Linked DNA regions of Mus musculus: region 2 is linked to region 1. A link is a loop called in an ENCODE intact Hi-C map of the cell type or tissue named here. Cell type or tissue: heart. All regions are shown on one strand. Links, peaks and the distances in the headings refer to the core of each region. The heading gives the core; the rest is flanking DNA.

The links. A loop is a pair of places that touch in the nucleus more often than their neighbours do. Peaks named below come from ENCODE experiments on the same cell type or tissue, not always from the same donor. Only the 100,000 strongest peaks of a DNase experiment are listed, where the experiment ranks them.
Region 2: it touches region 1 in a loop (3-fold over the local background); 2 of 42 quality-filtered maps call a loop at or near these places.

What each region holds. Positions count from the first base shown.
Region 1 is chr17:3,559,378-3,562,194 of GRCm38, forward strand. 1700102H20Rik (RIKEN cDNA 1700102H20 gene) reads left to right here. Exons shown (of 2, transcript NR_045303.1): 2 at 166-486. Among named protein-coding and RNA genes, the nearest start is that of Gm34155, 1.8 kb to the right of the region's middle. In heart, for the core only: a CTCF peak has its summit at 1,365; no DNase peak of the experiment used is centred there.
Region 2 is chr17:4,793,605-4,796,421 of GRCm38, forward strand. It overlaps Gm34371 (predicted gene, 34371), which reads left to right and starts at 1,106. Exons shown (of 3, transcript NR_168645.1): 1 at 1,106-1,437; 2 at 1,839-2,069. In heart, for the core only: no CTCF peak of the experiment used is centred there; no DNase peak of the experiment used is centred there.

The sequences.
Region 1 (2,817 bases), core at 146-2,645:
CTTTGATTTGATATTTGATTCAGAGATAATATTCTCCATAAAACACTATACCTAGAAGGTGTCTATTCAGGCAATTGGGCTTTGTTTGGATGGTTGGTAGGTTTTGTTTTGTTTGTTTTTTTACCTTTGTGTTCCTTTGGAAATGTTATTATTCCTATACTGCAGGGAAGAAATACCAGCAAGTACAGTCATTCAACCTACCCAGGGTCACCAGCAATGCATCTAGAGAAGATACCCCGAGTTCTTCACGTTTCAAGTTCCAAGTTCAGTAGCCAAGCTTCTCAAATACTGTATCAACTGAAATTATTTTAAGTTAATTAACATGTTCATTTTGTGTTATTTAAATGTATAGAAATATGAAATTAGGTGTAGACTTAGATCTACAGTTTTCATATGACTACTAAAATCACACAATAAAAATATGCAAACCCACCAAACCAACACACATGGCTTTATTATTTTATAATAAAGATGCCATAAAAATCACTACTCTTTCTGTTGTCTGGATTCATTTCTAGTTCAACTCATTCGTGTTGTAGTGTATCACATATAGTAGAATTCTCTGGTTTCAAACAAATCTGCTAAAAATCTATCACAAGGGAGAACATATCGAGTGTGTCTGTTTCTGCTTTTTTATTAGCTTGGGAAACAACTGAAGTCAAATCATTTGGCACTAAGATTGCCAAAACTGCACACACTGTATGTCAATCTCAAGAAAGATGTTCAGGTGACCCAGGATGTAGTCACATGAACTTTTAAAAGCAGTGATATCAACCAAAGTATTCCAGTGATGATAAGCAGCATGTTAGATTTCTAAGAAGTCATACCTGGGTCTAACTAGGACTTCATCGTGCCATCTTTACTGATCTTTGTCTGTTATATTGTGTCCCATTTACAAAGCTATGTCCCGGGCCATTTCATTTAGTTCTCATTTAAATTCTTTATTGAAGTTTCACAAAGGCATCCAGTCACTTTCCCTTGCTGGTAAGTGCTAGAGCTGAGTCAAAAATTCACATCTTTTGATTCTACTGTGTTTTTTTATTAACCTTGTATTAAATAATTATTGAATGAAATAAAAAAATCCATCTTAGGAAAGTCTTCCAAGGTTTTAATAATTCTTGAGATCTAGTTTTTATCATCATAAATATCTGATCTTAAGCCTTTGAATTTCAGAAAATTATGCATAACTCCCTGCAAAAGCCTGTGAAATCAGCAGGGGGTGTTTTAGTCGTATATTATCCCTTAAAAGAGAGCTGTGCAGTTTCATCAGTTTTGAAGCTTTGAAGTATCTGCTTCATCTAGATACAGATTTTAATATGCTAAAATATTATAATTAAAACAGAAATTGCTGGCCCCACCTATCTGTGAAGATGGAGTACTACAAGAGATTCATACTGAAGTATGCTGTGGATTTCTGATTTGCATGAATCCCAGCATAGCAATACAGGAAACTTTATTTTAGGTTTTTATTTTAATGAAATTGCGTATGTGACTTTATTGATATAAGTAATTTAGTGTCTGTCTATGGGAAAAATGCTAATTCCAAACGATTGTCATTTGGTAGTTCCCTGGAAGAGATATGAAAGCCACAAAGACCAATATCTTCCTGTCATGTGGGGATTTTTCAGAGAAAATTAAATGTGGTTTGGAATTGCCAAATTGAACTTTATAAAATGTCTGTTTTGCTATGTGGAGTGCCCTTTTCTGGTAGTATTTTATAATTCTATAACGTGACTCAATGCTCTGGAGAAACATTAAGGACTGTACTTACCACACATTTAATTTTTTTTAAATGGCAGTTTGATGCCCATTGTTCACAAAGGAAGCTCATGCCCTACCTTGAGGGAAGAAGAAAAAAATTTAATAATTCTGAGCAGGCTGCAGTTAAGAAGCAGAGCAACCCACAGCGAGTAGCACAGACTCTGCCTGAGGGGACAGTGCTCCAGTATACTGCTTTGGAAAACTATGGTATTTATCACTATTCTGGGCAGTATTTGGAAGCTTGCGTATTGCCCTCAAATATCTGTGAATTATTGTCAAGTATCCTAACAAAGTGATGAAGGCAGGCAGCCTTTTCACTAAGGATGGCTTAGAGAACATGAATAGTTGTTTTTTTCCTTACACAAAGCAAATCTTACATGGATGAACAATAAGCCAGCAACCAATAAAGGCATTGTCAAGATGCCTTTATTGTCCTTTAAACCACAATATTTCATTGACAAAAATCCTCAGCACAAACAAAATTACTCAAAACTACAAATACATTTGCAATGAAGATTTACCAATTATTATAAACGTGACGTGGAGACCATTGTTGCATGACTAGGAATCTGGGTTCAGTTAGTAAATGTTCTTCTCTGGGCATCCTTATTTTCCTCTCTGAGAGGGGTCTGTGAGCAGGCACAACTGTTCCTTTTTTTCTGCCCCAACTCCCTTGTTCTTGCTCATCCCACAACATCCAGAGCAAGATGTTTATAGGAGATGTTGGATTAACTCAGTACCTGCTGAGAAACAACTAATTTCCTTTTCTTCCAACTAGTGAGGGGTACATACAGATGGAAAAAGGATGGGGACATTTGTTTGACTTAATTTTTTATTAACTACTTTTAGTGTATGTGTGAGTGTGTATGTGTGTGCATACATGTGTGCTTGTGTACATATCATGGTGCACATGTGGACATCAAAACTAGAGAACAACTTACTTGTAGGAGTCAATTCTGTGGGAACTGAGTCTGTCAGACTTGGTGGCAAGTGCCTTAACCCGCTGAGCCACCTCGCCAGTCTGGCTTGCTCAACTTTTTTGAGAAAGGGGCACAG
Region 2 (2,817 bases), core at 185-2,684, 1.2 Mb after region 1:
CCATCTTGAATCCCAGCCTCCCATTACAGCCCCAGACACCCCTAGAATGCTGCCTTCTTCCCCTGCAATCCTGTGGTCTCTTCTTGGGTTGTGAACCACCCCAGCTCCACAGCGCCCCTCCCTAGGGCAGTCTGTACTTGTTTCTACAGTTCTGTGTTGTGATCATGTGTAGAATGGCCGATGAGATTTGCTTCCACTTTAAATGACCATAAATAAACTCTCTGGCCTGATCCAGTCTGGGTTTGCAGATGAGGATATTTGAAGGATAGCAGCAGCACCCAGAAATGCATTTCAAAGAAGAACAAAGTACACACCTGAAGAGAAGGAACTGTTCCTGGGCACAGACAGAATCCATAGAAACATCCCACTCATAGCCACAAAATACTTGAGCTAGAGCCAATCAATCTGTCCTGGTTCAAACTCAAGAGGACCTGAATTTGTCCTCAGGGTGGAAATGGGGATGGGAGGAAGAAAGGAAGGAAGGAAGGAAGGAAGGAAGGAAGGCAGAAAGGGAAGGAGGAGGGGAGGGGAGAGGAGAAGAGGGGAGAGAGGGAGGAAGAACGTGCCATTGCCAGCTAAATGGAGGCGTCTATCTACAGGAGAGCCCAGTGGATGTCAGAAAACAACTACTGGATGCAATTTTCTCCTTGGCCCCTTTATGTGGGTCCCAGAGAGTGAACTCAGATCATCAGGCTTGCCTGGCAACCATTTGTATCTGCTGAGCCATCTCACCAACCTTCCAACAACCATTATTTTATTATTTGCCTTAATTACTATGTTATTGGGTAATATGTATTACCACTGGTAATACGTAGAAAACAAGAAGCAAAGTAACTCTCCAGTGGCACCTCATCCATTAATGATGCCTGCTGTTTGTTCTCCCCATCCTCATCCACTAGTGATGCCTGCTGTTGAGCCCACCCATCCTCATCTACTAGTGATGCCTGCTGTTGAGCCCACCCATCCTCATCCACTAGTGATGCCTGCTGTTGAACCCACCCATCCTCATCCACTAGTGATGCCTGCTGTTGAGCCCACCCATCCTCATCCACTAGTGATGCCTGCTGTTGAACCCACCCATCCTCATCCACTAGTGATGCCTGCTGTTGAGCCCATTAATGCACATTGAGAGCCATGGTAGACTAGATGGTGCTGGGAGCTGAGACAGCAAAAATTAAGAAGATTCAGTCCTGAATCTTCTATCAGCTCTTAGTGATAACATTTTCAGCACACAGTGATGACGAAGGTCATTCAGAGGCTGTGTGAGAGCACACTGACCATCGGCCGTAGCTACAGACCACACGAGTAACTAAGCCCCACATCTATTTTTCCTGTAACAAACACCTTGTCCCTTTCTTCTTAATCCCGTTGGAAACCATTTCGAATGGCCTGTGAAACTCCACCACACTGCTGGAGGGGAGGCAACTAATCAGTCGGGTCAGTTTTAAAAACTGCTTTGCACTTTATAAGTGACATGCGCACTTGCTGTGCTACACAGCTGTTCTGCTGCCAGGTTTATCATCAATAGTAGTGAAAATGTATGACCGCACAAAACCTATACATAAATACTTGCAGCGGCTCTGTTCATTGTCACTGATACAGTAAAGAATTCAGAGACCTGGCAGCCACTGGTCAGGTAAATTGTGACCATTCAAATAGAATACTACCTGTGAATAAAAGGTAACTCCTGGTAAACACGCATAATGGAAAGAAGCCCCATAGACAATTTCAAGTGGGAAAAAATGGTTATTTAAGTTTATAAAGCAGTTCGAATTTGAAATCTTTGGGGACTAAACATTCACATCATATTTTAATGTGTGTTACTCTTCCCTTTTTAGAACCAGAATTGGAGATGGGAAAGGACCAACAATTGAACTGGATTTGAATCCATCAATGTCTGCCTTATGACTGATGCTGCCAGTGTTTTCCTATTAGGACAGGCTCAAACTGATAAAGGGACAGACCAGTCCTATCAAATTATACTGATAAAAAATAATTCACATGGTAAAATTATGACGGTGGCAATCATAAGTGCCTCCCAAGTAGCTGCAATGTGGATGGACTTCCAGGTAACTCTGGCTACAATGTATCAGGAGGTTGACTTCCAGGTAACTCTGGCTACAATGTATCAGGAGGTTGACTTCCAGGTAACTCTGGCTACAATGTATCAGGAGGTTGACTTCCAGGTAACTCTGGCTACAATGTATCAGGAGGTTGACTTCCAGGTAACTCTGGCTACAATGTATCAGGAGGTTGACTTCCAGGTAACTCTGGCTACAGTGTATCAGGAGGTTGACTTCCAGGTAATTCTGGCTACAATGTATCAGGAGGCCAAGACCAAGCCTTGAATTCCTTTGCTCTGTAGATGATACAGTTTTAAGTGAAAATTGACACATGCCAAAAAGTAGATGGCAGGGGGAGTATGGTACAAGAGGGCAAATGTAGGACCTTATGCTTACTAGGCAAGCATCCTACTACTGTGTAACTGGGATTATGAGTTTGTGCCACTAAGTCAGACTCTGCTTCTCAGATGTCTGTACACTCTTGAATCCTCCTGCTAGCATAGACTGGTTTTGGGAGATACAAGGGGGTTATCATAAACTTTGACCTGGCTCTGGTACAGGTCTGAAGAGATAAGGTTCTGTCTCTCTTCATTCACTCTTAGAAGAAGAGAGACATTTAGGTGTATCCCGTCTTTGGAGATGTGTGTAGGCAAGGACACTCTGCTTTGCTAAATCACAAACCTCCAACAGCTGAGCTCTCTGATAGTTGTCTGAAGCAGGAAGCATTTGGATGGGCTGTCCTGCCCTGTGCCGA